Regions from separate parts of the Mus musculus genome. Here region 1 is linked to region 2. A link is a loop called in an ENCODE intact Hi-C map of the cell type or tissue named here. Cell type or tissue: heart. All regions are shown on one strand. Each heading gives the region's core, and the rest is flanking DNA. Links, peaks and the distances in the headings are about the cores only. Region 1 holds the start of Gm15517 (predicted gene 15517). Region 2 overlaps Myh14 (myosin, heavy polypeptide 14).

Region 1 (10,002 bases), core at 1,317-9,316, 390 kb before region 2:
CCCCAGTACTGAGGAGGCCTGGGATTAACCTAGTTCATCTTCACAGACCCCCCAGGAGATGCCCATTTGGCCACCAGCATCTATACTGTGCTAACAGGGAAACCGAGGCACAACAGGATACTGATTTACCTGAGGAGACATGTAGGAAATGGCAAAGCGGAGAGGTAGTTACAGGGACACCCCCTGCCTAACCCCCAGGCCTCTCCATGGCTCCTGGTTTTCCTAAAATGTCAGGATTTGTTGAGGCCTCCTTGGACTTTTTGAAGATTTTGTTTTCTTTCCACACTGCATACACCTGGTTAAAGCCAACAGGGCCTCTGCAGCAAAATACTCAAGCCAGAAGTCAGATGGACTAGGTTCGATGCTCTCACAATTACAAGGTGTATAGTATTAGGCAAGGTACTGTACCTCTGTGTGCCTTCATCTCACAAAACACATCAGACTAGGTCAAGGTGCATTAAGCACTTAAGACAGCCCATTTGCAGAGAGGAACAGTTTGGAAGTTGTGTTGATGACCACATAACAAATGACCCTAAAATTTAGTGATTTATGTGTGTGTTCATGTGTGTGGAGGCCAGATGTCAGGTGTCTTGTTCAAACAGTCTCTGAGACAGGGTCTCTCACTTAACTTGGAACTTGCTGATTCAGAATAGACCAAGCTCCAGGAATCCTCCTGTCTCAACTTCAACAAGCTCTAAGATTGCAGTTACAAGCTGCCATGCCAAGGTCTTTCACACGGGTATTGGGGAGATGAACTCAGTCCCCAGCTTGCTTGTGGGGCAAACATGCCAATGAACCACCTCCCTAGCCCCAAGCTGAACATCCTAAGACAATTGTCATTGCTCATGGGCTTCATGGGTCGAGTTGGGAGGGCTTAGCTCAGGAGGGAATCTAGCTGTTTAGTTTGGAGTTTTTGTTTGTTTGTTTGAAGTGGTGGTTTGAGACAAGATCTCACTATGTAGCCCTAGCTGTCCTAGAACTCACTATGTAGACCAGGCTGTCCTCAAATCCACAGAGTGAATTCGCAGCCTCGCAAGTGCTGGGATTCAAGGTGTGCTTACTATATCCAGCCGTGATTTTATTTTTATTTTGTGTTTCTATGTATGTGCATGAAGTGTCCGTGGAGACCAGAAAAGGGCACTGGATCCTCTGGAACTGGTGTTATAGATGGTGGTAAGCTACTGTGTGAGTTCTGGAAACAGCCCGAGGCCCTCAGCAAAGGCAACCCAAAGCAGCTGGGTCTTGTTTAATACTACTAGCATTTACACACATGCTGAACAAGTGCTGTATATTACATCTTTAGCTACAACACCCGTTTCCCTTCTTAAATGTTGTAGACAGAATTGAACTACATTGCCCAGGCTAGCCTTGAACTCACTGCAGCCTGGGCTGGCTAGAACTCCCAACACTCCAACTTCAGCTTCCCAAATGCTCAGATAGCAGCCGAGTATCACCATGGCTGCAAAGATTCTGTTAAATCCAACCAGGCCTGCCTTTAATCCTAGCACTCAGGAGACAGAGACTAGGTGGATCTCTGAGCTCAGGGCCAGCTTAGTGTATGGACAGCCAGGGTTACATAGTGTAAGACCCTGTCTCAAAAAAAAAAAAAAATCTGTTAATCCCAAAGAACAAAATGGAGTGGGGAGCAAATTCTGCCCCCCTCAAGATGGTGGCATACTCTGTCTCCTGGGATCCTCACTCCCTGCTGCTGTAACGATTGACTAAGCAGTGGCAGAGGACCCATGACCCCCAAGCTGCCCTTGAGGTCCCAGGTCCACAGTTTGTGTGACTGGCTGGAAACCCAGATGTCCTCACGTCACACTTGCAGTACCAGCTATAAAGTAGAACCCCATTCCCTGGCCCTCCCTCCTCTTGGAGATGTGTTCCACGACTCCAGTTTCAAGGCCAGCTGTGCCACCTTCCCTCAGCTGTCACAATCACCATTCGGTGACATAATCTTGTGTCCCTGCCTCTCTCTATGAATATATGTGTGTTCTATTTTATTTATGTATGTATGTATTTATATGAGTATACTGTAGCTGTCTTCAGACACACCCAGAAGAGCTCATCAGATCCCATCACAGATGGTTGTGAGCCACTGTACTGAGAACTGAACTCAGGACCTCTAGAAGAGCAGTCAGTGCTCTCACCTGCTGAGCCATCTCTCCAGCCCCGTATGTTTATTCTTTTTCTTCATGAAAAAATGTATTACACTTGTGACATGGGGGCACCCAGATGCCACAGTGCACATGCAGAGGTCACAGGAGAACTTGTCAGTTCTGTGAGTTTGGAGACATAAACTCTGGTTATTAGGCTTGTCAACAGACTCCCCACTGAACTCTCTCAACAGCCCTTCATCTTTATTCTCTTTATTAGTTTATTCACTTAGTGTCTTATTGTCTCAGGCTGAACTCTCTATGCACCTTCTAGCTGAAGATGACTTCAATCCAGAAAGAACAGCAGTGTTGCTAACCCAAGAAATTACTCCATGTCCAGCATGGTGAAGCAGTTAGTTTATTGGGGTCACTCACGGGATTGTGACTCAAAAGCAGCTGCTGCACTGGAAAGTTCTAGACAGATGCTGCAAGGAAGACAGATGTGTTACCGGGGTCCTCTGTGCACCTCAAAGGCAGTTCCACTTAAGAATTTTCTCTTGGGGGCCTGAGAGATGGCTCAGAGGTTAAGAGCACCAGCTGCTCTTCCAGAGGTCCTGAGTTCAATTCCCAGCAACCACATGGTGACTTGCAAGCATCTAGAGAGATAACCATGCAATCCGGTGCCCTCTTCTGTCCTGCAAGCATGCGTGCAGACAGAATGCTGTATACATACTCAACTAATCTTTTTTTTTTTTTAAGGAGTCTTCTCTCCAGCAACCACCTACGTCTTCTATAATGGGTGAACCTGGAAAGATGTCTTGAGTTTTGTGAGCCTCTTGAGCCATCTTCCCCCCTGGACTGCAGAAACACCTGCACCACAAACAGAAGTGCTCCTCTGTGTAGAGGTCAGAGGTCAAAGCCAAAGGTCTTGTTTGATTGCTTTTCACCTATTGTGATCATTCTCACTGAACCTGGAGTTCACTGATTTGGCCAGCAAGCCCCAGGGATTCTCCTGTCTCTACCTCTAGTGCCGAGGTGGCTGGCACAAGCACCATGCCTGGCTTTTTATAGGCGAGCTAGGGAATCAAACTCAGGTCCTCACACTTAAGTACTTACCCACTGAGTCACCCCTGAGCTCCTTTGCTGGGGTGGGGGTGGGGGATTACTTAAAAAATGGTGAAGACATCTTTGTGAGTCACCGAAGGTCATTCCACTGGCAGGCGTCAGAGCTGGGATTAAGCCCACACTGGCATCACCCTAAGTGGCTTCTCACCATGTGTGTCCCCCTCTCAGTGTCCAGCCTGAGGTATCACTGCAAAGAGTGGGGCCCCTCCAGTGGTGCATTCCCTCTATGCACAGCTGGTAGCCATCAGTGGGAGGTGGAGGCAGTTACACGCACACGCGTGCATGCACACACACACACACACACACACACACGTATCTCCCCTCTCCTCTGTACCTCTAATAACCTGGAAAGTCATTTTAAAGGTATAAAGAGGAGTCAGGAACCTACAAAGAACACTGAGTGGTCACAGTCAAAGTGCCTTGCTGCTGTCTCTGTGGTCCAGAGCTCAGAAGCTGTCACCTACCAGCACCAGGCTTCACACCACGATGAACATTCTGCCACCTTCACAAGCTGGGGGACCAAATTCTAGGCTAAGTCCTGACTGTTAGTTCCCACCCTTGCATCTGGCAGACACGAGGATGCCATTTTGCCTGTACCACTGGACCCCGTCTTTATACCTCAGTCATTCTCCTGCCTCAACATACCAGAGCCAATCTGTTCCTTCCCTGCTCACAACTCTCCCATGGCTCCCCAGCACACTCTAGGGAAGAAAAGAGAACCCAGTGTGGAGATCCAGGTCCGTACTCTCCAATCTCATAGGTCTTCATGCTGGATTTAGGTACCATGAGTGAATTACACACCCACATCCCCTTCCCCACCAATCCCCAGTGTGAATGTCTCTTCTACCCAAAATGCCCTTCCCTGGTCTCCATGGTCACCATTCTGGTCTCCCCGACAACCCCCTCCCATTCTCGGAGCCTCTTTCCTGTCTGACTCCGAGGTCTGGGTGAGGGAGGCCAAGTGCTGTGCGGCTAGGACCCATGGCTATGAACTTGCAGGAAGTGAGGACAGGTGAAGGGGCTGGGGCAGAGGTGGGGGGAGGGAGGGGAGGGAGCTGACTCCTGACCTCCTCCCCCAGAATGTGACCTTGGCCATGGCCGTGTTCACCATCCTAGCCTCCATCTACTTCTTCAACAAGGTGAGGGGGAGGCGGGATGAGAGGGCTCTGTCTCTCCTGTCTCTCTTCATTTGGCCCTGGAGCTTTTACTATCCTGAGCTGCCACGTGTCTACATTGTACTTCTATCTCTGCTCTAGGCTCAGCAGTAAGAAGGCATGACGCCCCACTCCACCAGCTTGGCCCCCGCCTGCTCTGCCATTGCGCTGGCCTCTGAGATCCAATAAATGTAACAGCACCAGACCAAGGCTCCCTGCTCCCTAAGCCCTGCTCCCCACAACCATGGATCTCAGCAGGAAGATGAAAAGGAGAGACCTGGTCCCTAGATCTCAGGGAGGAGGCTAGGGACCTGTCCCTCCAAGTCTATGGGAGGAGGCTGGGCCCTGGACCTCTGAATCTGAGGGAGGAAGCTGGGTCCTGGACCTCTGGGTCTGAGAAAGGAGACTGGGTCCTGGATCTCAAAATCTGTGGGAAGAGGCTGGGCCCTGGACCTCCAAGTCTGTGGAAGGAGGCTGGGCCTTGGATCTCTTGCATCTGTGGGAGGAGGTTGGGCTTAGAGTCCTATGTCTGTGGGAGGAGTGCTGGAGCTTGGACCCCTAGGTCTGAGGGAGAAGTGGGTTTTGAAGAATGCGTAGGAATCTTTAGGTCACATGAGTATTTAAGGGGCATTTCAGCTGTGAGTGCCAGGGCACAGAAAAGAACTTCCAGGGCCCAATTCTCCATCTGGCACTAAACAGCTTGCTCAGGACTTCAGACCTGTCTCTCTGAGCACTCCTACCCAGCAAAGGTGAAAATCTGTTTAAAGAAAGGCCACACTAAGGATTGCCAGAGATCAAAGGTGTGGGCAGATGTTGCGACTGTGTGTAAAGAGTCTGGATATAATTCCTTCCCTGGTTATCTTAAAAAATGATAATATTTCTTCCTTTTATTTTTTTCTTGTCTTAGCAAACTCCTATTCAACTGTGATCACCTGCCATCAAATCCCTTTCCAATAGAAGTGTCCAGAACCCCAAAATAGAGGAGATCTGTTAGCACACGCCAACCTTCCTGCCTCCTCCAACCTCCCCAAAGTGAAAAAAGAAAAATCATTTGTATGCTCTGGGTCTTCGGGAAAAGGACTAGAAATTTCCAATCACGAACAGATTTGTAAATCCGTTTAGTTCAGATCCGCGCAATTTTAGTGGGTTACAAGCAAACTGAGACCAAGACGAACTAGCGGTCGCGCCCTCTGTTGATCAGAGCCAGTAACAGCACCCTTTGTCCTCAAATGCAAGGACTCCTTGTACGCAAAACCAGAAATGGCCGCATGGTGGCGGTGTCAGACTATTTTCCTAGATTTTAATTGGCAGGAGACTGAGACTCCTGCCTGAGCTCTCAACCAGGTATTTCCCAAGCATCCACCTCCTCCTGTAAATAGAGTGGCCTCTCCCTCCCTGCACCTCCCTACCCACATGGCTCACACCAGGCCCTTCTGCTATACCCTTAGCCCCGTAACTCAAAAAAACGGCTGAGCAGCCGCACCCTAACGGCTTTTCACCTGCTGTGCCACACACTCCGAGCGGGCTGAGGAGCCCTTTGCAACCCCTAGTCTGCGAGTCCTCCATTGAAAGCTTCCGGAGCAAACCTTCCTGCCTCACCCCGTCTCTTCACTCTCCAGGTGGGCTTGGCTGTCAGCGGTTTTTCAACCGCGGAACCAAGTCAACCTTTGCGCCCTCCACATCCCTCCTTCCCCCAGGGCTTGACCATTTATGTGGTTTCTGAGTCCTCAGGGAGCTATCAACTTGGCATTTTCTCAACCGCAGTCCAGCGGAGATGGATGTGTCTCGGGCCGGCGCTGTGGAGAGCCACTGAGGGCTTTGTCAATTCCCACCACTGGGCTTGGGGTGGGACGGAGCATCGATTCTGCTCTGAACGTTCCCCAGGGTGCTATGAATGGGCAGCTGGGGTTCTGAGGCGGCTCCTTTTTGTGAGGAAGCTGAGCGCTTCGAATGGGTAGCTCTGCTGCCCGGGAAATTCTTTCACAGACCTTCACTCAGACAAAGATGGGATTTTTTTTTTATTATTATTATCACTATGCTTATTTTTAAAAGTAAATACTTGTTTTTGTTTTTCGAGGCAGTGTTTCCCTGTGTAGCCCTGGCTGTTCTGGAACTCACTCTGTAGACCAGGCTGGCCTCGAACTCAGAAATCCACCTGCCTCTGCCTCCCAAGTGCTGGGATTAAAGGCATGCGCCACCACTACCCGGCTAGTAAATACCTGTTATATGCCAGGATTATAGTATGTGCTTTAAAGATTATAATTTAGTTAATCGACTTATTTCTGAGTCAGGTTAGCTGGAACTCACTATATAAGACCAGATTGGCCTTGAAGTCGCAGACATCTGCCTGTCCTAGAATAAAAGGGTGAACCACCACCCCTTGATCTTATTTTACTTTTAAATTGCGTATGTGTGCGTGTGTGTGTGTGTGTGTGTGTGTGTGTGTGTGTGTGTGTGTGTGTTCATGGAACCCAGAAGAGGGTTTAGATTCCCTGGAGCTAGAGAGTCCTAGGCAGCTGCAAACCACCAGACATGGGCACTCGGAAACTCGAAACTCAGGTCCTCTGCAAAGGCAGTGAGGACTCCTAAGCACCCAGCCAGTGTGAAGCAGAGTTAGAATTAAGAAACAGTTTTAGGGCTGGAAAGACGGCTAGTGGTTAAGGGCTGGCTGCTTTTCCAAAGGACCGGGTTGGATCCCCAGCAACACACCACAGCTCAAAACCTTCTGTTTCAGGGGTTCTGGTGCCTCCGTGGGCACTGCACCCCTGCGGCGCACAGGCACAGAAAAAAAAATTTAAGTAAGTAGATCTCAAAAAATTATTTTGGGTGATGAGGATGTGGCTCAGGAGTTAAAAGTACTTGCTGGGTAAAATGAGGCCCCGATCTGACATTCCAAAACCCACAGGAAGCCAGGCTCAGAAGCATAAGGCTGTGATCCTAGCACCTCTGTGCCAAGATGGAAGGCACACATAGGAGACCCCTTGGAAACTCAAAGGACAGCTACTCTGCTACACACACAGTGGCAAGCAAAACAAAGACCCCTGAGTTACTATCCCATTGCTACGACAAGTCACCACGACCAAGGCCTCTCATAGGATGAAAGATTTAATTGGGGGCTTGCTTACAGCTTCTTAGGATTAGTCCGTGTTCATCATTGTGGGGAGTGAGGTGACGCACAAGCAGACAAGATGCTGGAGAAATAGTTGAGAGCTTAGATGCTCAAGCATGGAGACGTTGGGCCTGGTGTGGGCCTTTGAAACCTCAAAGCCCACTCCAAGTGACACATCTCCAACAAGGCCATGCCACCTACTCCTTCTCATCCTCAAATAATGACACTCCCTGGTGACTTAGCATTTAAATAAATGAGCCTATGGAGGCCATTCTTCAAACCACCACAACACCCTGTCTCAAGGTAGATGGCGTGTGCACTGGATGGTTTTGTGTGTCAACTGGACACAGCTGGAGTTATCACAGAGAAAGGAGCTTCAGTTGAGGAAATGCCTCCATGAGATCCAACTGTAAGGCATTTTCTCAATTAGTGATCAAGTGGGTAGGGCCCATTGTGGATGGGACCATCCCTGGACTGGTAGTCTTGGGTTCTATAAGAGAGCAGGCTGAGCAAGCCAGGGGAAGCAAGCCAGTAAGGAACATCCCTCCATGGCCTCTGCATCAGCTCCTGCTTCCCTGACCTGCTTGAGTTCCAGTCCTGACTTCCTTTGGTGATGAACAACAACATGTAAGCTGAATAAACCCTTTCCTCCCCAATTTGCTTCTTGGTCATGATGTTTTGTGCAGGAATAGAAACCCTGACTAAGAGAGTGGGGATCAACATCCTCAGATTGCCCTCTGACATCACACACAGGTTACGTCACATGCAGATCTGCAGTCTCACCAACTCACACCCATCAAGGAAAGGTACCAAAAAAAAATTTTTTTAAATAGATTTTCAACTGGGGGGGGGGGGCGCACATGAGTGCTTTGCCCATAGAGCAAGAAGAGGGCATCAGACCTCCCTGGAGCTAAGTTGCATGTTAGCTGCCACCTGGGTGCTAGTCGCTGAACTCATATGGAAGAACAGCCAGGACTCTTAACTTCTGAGCCATCTCTCCAGTCCCAAGAAAGGATTCTGACATAGAGAAAGGCTCAGGGGAGGGTTGTACTCTCCAGGGCACCTGGGTGCCAGGGTGCGGGTTTCACAAGACAGCACCGTTCCCACCCTCAAGTGAGCTTGGCTCACTTTGATTTTTTTTAAATTAGGTTTCTGACTTTATTCAGTGGAACTTATTTTTCCTTTTTCTTGGTAAACCAGCACAAGGTATTTTCCAGGGTTCATCAGGAAAGAGTCCAGTTCTCAGGTTGAAGCCGGAGTCCGCAGCGGAGCCGGGGACGCTTCGTCTTGCACACACAGGCTATACTTTCCTTTATGAGATCCCCAGAAACAGAAAATTGTTTTCTAAGTTCCTTAAAGTTTGCAGTTTAGAGCTTTGAGAGGAGCGTGATCATAAATGCCTCTGACTTCTACAAGGCTCGGTGTAGAAGGCTTTTTTTTTTTTTTGGAAACCAGAACAAAAAGTTTTTTGTTTTTGTTTTGTTTTGTTTTGTTGTTGTTTTTGTTTGATGGGAGGACGCTAACACAGGGGTGCTACAGCACATGTGGAGGTCAAAGGATACAAACTTGCAGGAGTCAGTTTTCTCCTTCCCCCTTGTGGTCCTGGGTATGGAATGCAGGTTTTCAGGCTTGGTGGTGAGTGTCTAACCACTGAACTATCAGGCTGGCCCACAGATCCTGTTTGTACTGCAACTCTTAACTTTCCTTTTTTTAAAAAAAAATATTTATTATATGTAAGTACACTGTAACTGTCTTCAGGCGCTCCAGACGAGGGCATCCAATCTCATTACAGATGGTTGTGAGCCACCATGTGGTTGCTGGGATTTGAACTCAGGACCTTCAGAAGAGCAGTTAGTGCTCTTAACCTCGGAGCCATCTCTCCAGCCCAACTCTTAACTTTCAACTGGTGACTCAGCCAGACACTGTGACAAAGGTTCCTTTCCCCTTCCATGCACATCCACTTTATTCCCTCTTTCTATCCTGCTTCATGTGACTGTCACAGGCTCAGGGCTGCCAGGTGTGGTGATAATGGTACAGGCTGGTCACACTACTGGAAGGGGCCCTGAGGCAGAAGGATCACCGTGTGTTTGAGGCTAGCCTGGGCTACAGAATGAGCCCTTGTCTAAAAAAGGGGCTGGGGGGAGGAGTCTCCACTCAGAGACGGTGGAGTTCACCTTTGGAATGGAGAGGGGCCATGAGAGGAGAGCACATTTTAGAATTCCCCAGTGAGGGGCTGGGATGTGGCTCCATGGTAAGACTCTTCCCTGATATGCTCAAAGCCTTGGGTCCCAGCCCCAAAGGGGAGGTGTAATTAGAAGGCACTTGGGAATTTCAAAATACCAGAAAGTAGTTGACACAGAGCCAGAAATCAGTCCCCCAGATTACCAAATCTGGCAGATGTCTCTCTGAACTACCTAGTGGGGCAAGCATCCAGGTTTATGAATATCTCCTGGGACTGACCATCCAGCATCAGGGCTCAGAAACTGCTCAGCCCTGGGCCAGCAGGGTGGCTGGTGAC
Region 2 (10,002 bases), core at 970-8,969:
TCACATGATCCCATCTGCCTGCCACTCCAACAAAAATATACAAAACTTCTTAGATGGAGGGCACGCAAGCCCAGAGCTAAGAAGTGGAGAACTGGCGCCACCTTGTGGATGGTGGCGAGGTAGGTCCTCTGCAGCCAAAACCAACCAAGGTGTGTTAGGGTATGGCTGTTTTAGGGTATGCTTGGAATCTCCCAGTGAAGGGCTGAGTTCGCTGCTCAGTGATAGTGCACCTGCCCATCAGTCACATCTCAGCACCAAAATAAATTAATGAGTTAAGTTAAATGTGTATGGGTGGACACTGAAAGTCTAGAGCCAGGCTCTGGAGTCTTGGGATGAAGATGACCACACATGGTCCTCTCTGGAAGGTGTTAGTGTAGCTGAAGTTGTGGTGGCCCAAAAATCAGGCTGAAAGCACATTCAAACTCTGAAAATTGAGTACTGAACCCGGTACACACAGGCTCCCAATAGGAGGGTACCATGGGCCATCTGGTATCAAGAGGCTGGGCTGATGATCATGGCCAGGTTCTGTATTGCTAGTTGCCTGGTGGGAAAGACTAGCAGTCCGGGGAATTACAAAACCATAGTTAAGAAATCTAGCCATGGCTGTAGGTGTGGCCATGAGTGGGTACACTGAGGTACATTGAGGTGCTCAGCACTCTAGATTGAGCCCTGAAGGCAACATGAGCTCCCGAGGAGAATCAAATTGTGAGGTGGAGCCCAGCTGATGCACATACACCTAGAGGTCTCTGTCTGAGAGCCCAGTGCACCCAAAAAGGAAGATACCAAAACCTCTCAAAAGATGCTGTGGTCCAGCTGGGTAAAGGGGCCAGTGCTTGCCATCGTCATACTCTGGAGGCTGAGAAAGGAAAACTGCTATAAGCTTGGGGCTTTCCTTAGCTACACAGCCAGATCCTGGCCAGTCTGGGCTCCAGTATGAGACTCTTTCTAAAACAAACAAAATCATCACCATCACCATCATCATAATCGAAAGGATTGTAAATGTAGTTCAGTTGGTGGAGAACCTGACTAGCAATGCGTGAGGTTCTAGGTTCCATCCCCAACACCACATAAACCAGGCATGGTGCACACCTGTCACGCCAGCACTCAGGAGGTAGGAACGGAGGCAGGAGAATTAGGAATTCAAGTGATCCTTGGTGACATAGGGAGTTTATGGGCAGCAAGTGGCCCTGTCTCAGTTTCTGATCTACTTTGCTTTCTGCTGCTGTGGTGAGACCTTCTAACCAAAAGCACCTTAGCGGGAGAAAGGGTTTACTTGGCACACACTTCCAGGGCTCAGTTCATCACTGAGGTGAGGGCAGAAACTCAAACAGGAAAAGGAACAAAAACCATAGATAAATGCTGCTTAATGCTTTGCTCTCCAGCTCGAAACACCTACCTAGGAGTGGCACCACCCACAATGGACTGGGTCCTCCGACATTAATTATCAACAAGACGATCCCCTACAGACATGCACACAGGCCAATCTGACACACAAGACTTCAGCTGACATCCCTCTTCCTGGGTTGATAATAGAAACTGACCAGAACACGCCAGCCCTTGCCAACCTGACACACGTCACTGTTAAGCCATCACTTCCTGTCCTGTTTGTCCCCAAGAGCTCTTCTTACTATCGCAATATAAAATGTCAAATGAAGTTCAAAGAAGACCCAACTCACTCCTGAAGCGTCAAGTTCTCCAACACACACTTCCCCTGCCCCAGGGCCTTTGCACAGCCACCCCAGAATGCTCTTCCTACTGTCCTCACCCCAGGCCTCTATCCAAGCACCTTTTCTCCCAGGTACCCTCGTCTGGCCTCCTGTGTGGAGCTGTACTCCAACTCCAACCCCTCTGGTTCCCTGCACTGCACCCACCCCCACTCCCCATACTCTGACCAGGTTCCTATCACTTATGTGGCTGGTTGATCTCACGTCTGTAGTGTCCGTGAGGTGAGGAGGGGAGATCTGCCCACCTCCTCCCCAGAAGAGCTCCAGCCTTTTATATACAGCAGTATCAAGAAATACTTAGACAGTAGGCTGGGAGGTGGATCAGTTCAATTGAAGACGAAAAGATGGCTCAGTCAGTAATTGTGCTTATGTACACATACAAGATGGCCTGAGTTTAATCCTCAGAACCAACAAAGCATCTACAAGCCATCTCCTGACACACACACTCACTCACACTCTTACACGCACATACTTGCACTCACACTGCAACACATTCATGGGCACAGCTCACACACACTTGCACACTCACACTCAAACACTCACTCTCAAAGACAACCCCATTCCCAGGTAGGAGTGGCCCAGGCTCACTCACCAGTGATCTCTTCTGGGAGGAGGCCCAGCACACGCAGGGACTCCAGGGTCTCCTGGAATAACTCACGCTCCTGGCCCGGGGACGATGAGGGCCCATTGGTCAGGAAGCGATAATGGGAACAGGGCTCCAGAAGGAGGTCAGCTGTGGACAGAGGGAGTGCTAGGGTCAGCTGTGTCATGACAGTACCTGAGGTCTGTCACTGAGGGCTGGGCTGGGTGGGCCTGGAGCAGGCAGGCTGGAGAAGGTGCTGGAGAAGATGGCAGAGCCAGCACCTGGAGACACACATGCTGCCAGAAGCCACAGAGTTGGAACCAGGGTGTCAGGGGACCAACATAGGAGTCAGGAGGGACATAAAAAGCTGTGGACAGCCGGGCAGTGGTGGCTCATGCCTTTAATCCCAGCACTTGGGATGCAGAGGCAGGCGGATTTCTGGGTTTGAGGCCAGCCTGGTCTACAAAGTGAGTTCCAGGACAGCCAGGGCTATACAGAGGGCTATACCCTGTCTCAAAAAACCAAAATAATAATAATAATATTAATAATAAATAAATAAATAAAAGCTGTGGGCAGAAGGAAGAGGAATAAGGAGCTACAAAGTCAGACACGGTGGCTCGCTTGCTATTATTCTAGCACTTAGGAGCCTGAGGTAGTAGGGTGCTGGGAGTTCCAGACTAGTCTGGGCTACATAGCAAGGTCTTGTCTAAAAAAGAGAGGAGGGCTAGAGATATGGCTCAACAGTTGAGAACACTGACTGCTCTTCCAGAGGCCCTGAGTTCAATTCCAGCAACCACATGATGGCTCACAACCATCTGTAATGGGATCGGATGCCCTGTTCTGATGTGTCTGAAGACAACAATAGTACTCACATATATAAAATAAATAAATCTTAAAAAGAAAAAAAAATGAGGAGACAAGAGAGGGCACAACCTCTGGCATAGCCTCCGAGCCGGCAGGGACCGCAACAGAAGGCAGCTTGCAGGCGCAACAGCACACAGTAAGGTCAACTGGAAGCATGGAATTGCGAGAGGCCACAACAAGGCAGAGCCACCATAGGGCCAGGAGGAACAGGGGTGCAGGAACAGAGCAGATGCCGCAGGCAGGAGCGAAAGCCAGAAGGCAGCTGGAAGCAGAGGGTAGAAAGCAGAGCTTGGGCTGGAGAGATGGCTCAGCGGTTAAGAGCACTGACTGCTCTTCCGAAGGTCCTGAGTTCAAATCCCAGCAACCACATGGTGGCTCACAACCATCCGTAAGGAGATCTGACTCCCTCTTCTGGAGTGTCTGAGGACAGCTACAGTGAACTTACATATAATAAATAAATCTTTAAAAAAAATAAAAAAAGCAGGGCTTGGGACACGACAGGAGCCCAGAGCTGCGCAGCTCTGCTACTGCGCTCTTCCCACACATCATAGGGATGGCAGGACTGGGCACAACGACTCTGTTCTGGGGATGGCGAGGGTGTGGAGAGTGGGAGATCTTATGTTTCTCAACCACCCCAGGGCAAAGCAGGCTGGGAAAGAGTGACACTGACCTTTTAGCTGCTCCCCAGCGCCCCCTAGCAGCTGGTAGAAGATATGGAAGCTGCATTCATCCTTGGCCTGTCTGATGGCCCGGGACTTCTCCAACAGATCTGGTGGGGGAGGCAGGTCAAGGAGCCTGCTGCCGGAAGTCTAAGTATTTGGAATGCAGATCAGCCTAGGCTGCATAATGAATTCCAGACCAGCATCTCAAAGATAAATTAATTAATTAATTAATTTAATTAAATAAAAATAACGTGGAGCTGGAGGAATGGATCAGCAGTTAAGAGCAGGCTTGTGTGGGTGTGTTTGTTTGTTTGCTGTTGACGCTGCTTTACAGTTTTCTGAGACAGGGTTTCTCTGTGTATCTTTGGCTGTCCTGGAACTCACTGTGTATACCAGGCTGGTATTGAACTCAGAGATCTGCCTGCCTCTGCCTCCAAGTGTTGGGATCAAAGGCGTGTGCCACAGGCGGTTCTTAATCAGAGGACCAGGGTTCCATCCCCAGCATCCATGATATGACTCACAACCATGTGTAACTCTGTCCCAGGACATCAAATGCCCTTTTCTGGCCTCTGCCAGCACCAAGGATGTGGTACGCAGACCAAAGCACACGCAAAACAACAGAGTAAGGTACATTTAATTCAATGGGAGGTTGCAATAAGGCTCAGTGGGTAAAGGCACTTGCCACTAAATCTGAAGCTCTGAGTTCAGTTCCCAGGACCCGCAGGAGAGCCGTCTCCTCAGCCCTCAGCCTCTCATTCTGTTTGGTATTTTGAGAGAGGGTCTTGAGTGCCGGGATGACAGGTATGCCTCACTGTGTGGTGCTTCAGTGTGGTACCTACCATTCCAGGAGGAGATTGTAACCCAGCAAGCCCTGGGGTTGCCTCACCCTGATAACACTGAGCCCTGAAGCTCTGCCTAGATTTCCTAGGGGACTTTCCCCTGCACGTTCCCATGTTGTTGTTTAGACAGTTAAGCACACCCTCTATAATCCCACTAAGAAAAAATTCTGGACGCTCACCTGGCTTTCCCGGACCCATCCCCTCCTGTCTCTCCCTGGACTACTATGCCCCCACTCCACAAAGCACAGCCAAGAGTCTGACCACGGGCTGAACAGGACATCAGAAATGCATGAATTCGAAGGTCCAGACAGGCATGCCCTCACAAGGCTGCTCGGTTCCCAGCTGAGCATCACCACGGGGCATCTTTTCAGGGTGAAGGCTCAGGGTTGTCCTGCTTGGCTGCTACCCATGCCTCCCAGGTTCCTCAGAGGATACAGGTCTCGATGTTTGCTCCCACGATGTAGCCAGCAATATCAAAGTTGATGCGGATGAATTTGCCCTGTAGCAAAAATGGTGCAGGGCTTAAGTCGTGCCAGGGGTCTCCCCAAATCCAGACCTCCTCCTACCCCAAGCTCACACCAGCAATGAGTCCCAAGCAGGGACTCTGCAGGAAATCCGGGTCCAGACAACTTTGCTGAGACACCAGCAGTTAGGTTGTAGGACCTCCTCCCTTAGACTCGGGGTTCAGACCCCAGCCTCCTCTCTCAGACCCTAGGGGTCCAGACCCCTGTCTCTTCCTTTCTTCCCTACCCTCAAATCGGGCCCCAGCCTCCCAGACTGACAGATGCACAGCCCCCATACTCACAAATCGGGAAGAGTTGTCGTTCTTCACCGTCTTGGCATTGCCAAAGGCTTCTAGGATGGGGTTGGCTTGAAGAAGCTGACGCTCTAGCTCCCCCTGCAGGGCATGGGAGACGGTGCATTAGTGAGACAGGGAGAATCCCTCATGGGGTCAGGGCGTCGGGCTGGCCTTCTCTGGGTGGGGCCTTTTGTATCAGGGTGGAAGAGTCTTGCCTGCCATGTGTATAGTGAGGGGAACAGAGAAAATTCTTGGAGATTTACTGTTGAGTGCACATAAACCAACCAAACAAAGGGGAAAAATGTTGCAGAACCAGTCGTGTTCCCATTAATAAGAAACAAAGCAGGTTAGAAACTACAGCACAAACAACCTGGTTATTTCTACAAACATACACGATAGTAAGCATAGGGAGAGAGGTCTGGAAGGGTGCACATCAAACTGTCAGCCACGAAAACGTTGCTGCGGTTCACAGGTCCCCATACGTCACTTGTGGAAACGAGTTTAGAGAATAATATGTAATTCACTACCCATAGAAAATGCTTCAAACACTCTGGTGCACAGTGGGCATTCAATAACTGGTAGTTTTGTGCTGTGAGGGCAGTTCCTTATTCTAAGCTTACTTCTAGCTCCTCCAGTTTCAGAGCCAGGCACACAGTAGGTGCTCAATAAATGTGCTGCATGTGTTTTTCTCAGTCTACACCAGTTAGTGGCTTTGTCAAATGAACAACAACAACAAAAACCAAACAAACACAGCCCCACATGGTGGCTCACACCTGTAATCCCAGCATTTGGGAACATGAAGAAGGTAGGAAAGTTGATATAAATTCAAGACCAGCATGTGCTATAGAGCAAATTTGGGGCCAGCCTGAGCTATAAAATAAGATCCTATTCCAGAAAAAAAAAAAAGACAAACAAAAAAGATGATGTGCAAAGTAAGGCCAGGTTCTATGAAAGCTTGTTTCTCCAGCCCGCCTGGGAGGAGTGGCTTGGGTGTCTGGGTTACCACGTGATGGTATCTGTGGCCTCTCTCTGTACACATGGCAGGCAGTACAGACCCAGGCTGCATAGAGTAGGACTGGGGTGTGCACACAGTATGGCTTCTCTGCCAGTAAGGACCTAGTTGCATTGACACATTAGGGCTTCCATGAGCAATAGAGGGGGCATGGCTCTGTGCAGACAGTAGGACTGCACTAAAAGCAACATGGAGTCTGGACATGTGCACATAGTGGGGTCACATTGAGTGGTGGCAAAGACCCCTGCTTTGTGCACGTGAATACTTGGGAGAGGGGAGCAATTACAGGCACATAGTAGGACTGTAATAAGTGACAGCATGGGGTCTAGGCCCGTGAATACAGTAGAGCTGGTATAATGAGAGGGTGCTTGGCCACATGCATTGCATTAAATGCCAGTATGAGGCCTGAACATGAGCACAACAGCAGGCCTGGAACAAACAATGTGGGAGAGCCATCTTTGTAGACAGGGAGACCCAAGTAAATAGCAGTACAGGGCCCAGGGACATACACATGCCAAGGCTGCCAGGAAGGGCAGGGTACGTATGGTTGTCTGTACATAAGGGACTTTCTATGACTTGTTGAACACAGTGGGGCTGATGGCAACAGTAGACAACCTTGACTTCATGCACATAGTCTGTCTGAGCTAGAGGGCCATGTGGCCCTAGCAGGTGCAGAGCAGAACTGTCAGCAATGGCTTGGTGGGTGCCTGTGGGGCGGGTATGCCATTCTCGGACACTGTCTCCTGGATGGCTATGGGCTGGTGGCCCCAAGTGACACTGGGTGGCACTAGGGTGGCAAGAGGATTTCCTGCTACTCACATAAGACATGGTGCTGACGGAGGCCTGAGGACGTCACAGGACAGGACACACGAACCAGGACACGGCACATGGAACATGGACAGACATGCAGGTGAACTGGAGGCCTTAGGGTAGAGCTGGGGACAAGGGGCTAGGGAGCATGCGACAGGGAAACCTTGCAGATTTTGTGCCAGGCTTAAGTCTCACTGTACCACCTCCTTCTGCCCCCATCAGGACTCACCCACCATGACTGGGGCTTCCTGTAAGTATGAGTATTGTTGGTAACCACTCCCTGAGGGCTCAGAGGCTAGGGGTACCTCTACCGCCCCCCTAACCTGGACACAGGTCACCTAATATCAGGCCTCAAAATGAAGCATGCAGTGTGCACCAAAGCACCATTCTCAAATGAGCACACAGTAGGTGTCCAGGTAGCACGGGAAGACATAGGGCCCTGAACCAACTGTGAATGTGGAGTGCAGCCCAAAATAAAAGATGCTACTGGTGACATGTCTGGAGTGTCCTAAGGCCGTGTGGCTTACAGGGACACCAGGCTCCTTCCTGCCCTTTGGAGATGATGCCACATGGGCCAGGTACTGGATGACCTTCTTGGTGTTCTCCGTCTTCCCAGCGCCAGACTCTCCCCTGTGGAGGGAGGAAGGGGAGGTAGGGTGGGTGGGGGACCAGGCAGCCCCTGCCCCACACAGTTATGTAGAGCCATGCCCGCTGGCACTCTGCCAGTTTACCCAATTCCACACCCACTGGTACAGCGCCACATTCTATGGGAGCCTTTGTCCCTGGAGCCCTTGAGGACAACTCACGTGCAGAGAATGGATTGATCCTCACGATCTGTCGGGGACAGAGGGGAATGACATGTTACCTAGAGAATCTTGAAGTTTCCTGACCCTGTTGCATCTCACAACCTTTCCAGAACCATAAAGAAATATCAGCATTGTCTTGTACAACCCTCCTGTGTTCAAATACCCTCCCCACTAAACCTCCCTGAGTGACCTTACAGACGCAGCTGTCCCTCTCTGAACCTTTTATTTCCTCATCAGTAGAGACAAAGAACCCAAATTACACAGATGCCATTCATCTACCAACTTCAATTTGAGCCCCTACTGTGCACCACCTCAGGCATCACAGGCTCAAGAATTAGAAAGTGAGCTGTGAGCTGGACAGTGGTGGTGCACACCTTTAATCCCAGCACCCGGGAGGCAGAGGCAGGTGGATTTCTGAGTTCGAGGCCAGCCTGGTCTACAGAGCGAGTTCTAGGACAGGCAGGGCTACACAGAGAAACCCTGTCTTTGAAAAAAAAAGTGGAAAGTGAGATCTAGGACCCTAGAAGCCTAGCTTAGACTACTCTGCAGCAACTCTGGGCATAGTGCCACCATCTCACTATATACTCTGACCACCTACTAAGTGCTAGGTCCTATTATCAGCATAGAAAAGAACACTGAATCAGAGCTAAGGCGGTGACTAGAAGATGAGGAGCCTCCAGTGCTTCTCAAAGGAAGCGTCATTTAGGGCGCAGATCTGGAAATCCTTCAGCCACACAAGAGTTGGCTTCGGTGTGGTTCCAGAGTAAGCGTCCATGTTTGTGTGTCACATGGACCTTATTAGTGAATCTTATACACAATCTATATTTTCATGGGTGAAGACTCTGTGGACAGGTGAGGGTGAGGGTGCAGGTTCTATGCACAGATGTCAGGTTATAGACAGCACAAGGGCATCCACCTAACTTGCCATGATGTACCCTGTGACACGTGTCAGGTCTGAACCAGCCCTGTGAGCCAGTCTCCTCTCGTGTGACTCTGACCCAGTCTCTGAGTTGCTTTGTACCTCCATTTACCTATCTAAAAAATGGGTTCAGCACAGCTCCTTGTCTAACAAGGCTGTAGTCAGAGTCTGGGAATGTTTAAAACACATTCAATATGAGCTAGAGAGATGGCTCAGTAGTTAAGAACACTGGCTGCTATTGCAGAGGACACAGGTTCAATTCCCAGCACCCATACAATAGCTCACAACTTTAGTTCCAGGGGGGTCCAATGTCCTCTTCTGGCCTTAGCAGGCATCAGGCATATAACTGATGCATAGACACACATGCAGGAAAAACGCCCGTTTCCAAAAAGATGAAATATATAACTCGTTAAAAAAAAAAAAAGCAAGGTTGAGATGGCTCAGTGGGTAAAGGCAGCTGCTGCCAAGCTCGATGGTCCACGACCTAGATGATGCTGACATGGTACACAAAACCCCCCACAGCCCCTCGTCTAGCATGTACAAAACCCTAGACTCCGTTCTCAGAACCACATGGACCAGGTATTGTCCACAGCTATCATCCCAACTCTCAGGAGATCAAGGCAGGAGAATCTGGGGTTCAAAGTCATCCTCAAATACATAGGAGTTAGGGGCCAGCCTGGGCTACATGAGGCCATCTCAAAAAATACTAACGTCCAACACAGTACTCAACACAGAGTGAATACGGGAAGCAGTATCCAGGACCCTGGGTTCAAGTCCTACCTCAGCACCTACCCTTCACTGTGGCCATGGACAGTAACTGTCCTGCCTCAGTTTCCCCATCTGGAAATGAGTGCTAATGAAAGAAACTACACCACAGGACTATGACAAGGTTAAATAATGTAACCAAGACTGCTATCCTAGAGACTTCTATACCTTGACAGAAACGGACTGACCCTGACTGACCCAGTGGACACTCAGTGGCAT

Evidence for each region. A loop is a pair of places that touch in the nucleus more often than their neighbours do. Peaks named below come from ENCODE experiments on the same cell type or tissue, not always from the same donor. Only the 100,000 strongest peaks of a DNase experiment are listed, where the experiment ranks them.
Region 1: a loop joins it to region 2, with 2.9 times the contacts of the local background. A loop is called at or near these places in 4 of 42 quality-filtered maps.

What each region holds. Positions count from the first base shown.
Region 1 is chr7:44,257,312-44,267,313 of GRCm38, forward strand. It overlaps Gm15517 (predicted gene 15517), which reads left to right and starts at 4,130. Exons shown (of 3, transcript NM_001384596.1): 1 at 4,130-4,223; 2 at 4,301-4,360; 3 at 4,478-4,580. The coding sequence starts at 4,209. The coding sequence ends at 4,489. It also overlaps a transcript of Acp4 not described here. In heart, for the core only: a CTCF peak has its summit at 5,592 (motif pointing left); a DNase peak (open chromatin) is centred at 5,650; H3K4me3 peaks cover 702 bases; H3K27me3 peaks cover 4,566 bases.
Region 2 is chr7:44,650,115-44,660,116 of GRCm38, forward strand. Myh14 (myosin, heavy polypeptide 14) reads right to left here. Exons shown (of 42, transcript NM_001271540.1): 4 at 8,100-8,127; 5 at 7,821-7,923; 6 at 7,303-7,326; 7 at 5,478-5,570; 8 at 5,108-5,171; 9 at 3,842-3,940; 10 at 2,317-2,457. Among named protein-coding and RNA genes, the nearest start is that of 2310016G11Rik, 13 kb to the right of the region's middle. In heart, for the core only: CTCF peaks have their summits at 3,863 and 5,577 (motif pointing left); a DNase peak (open chromatin) is centred at 5,567; H3K27me3 peaks cover 3,464 bases.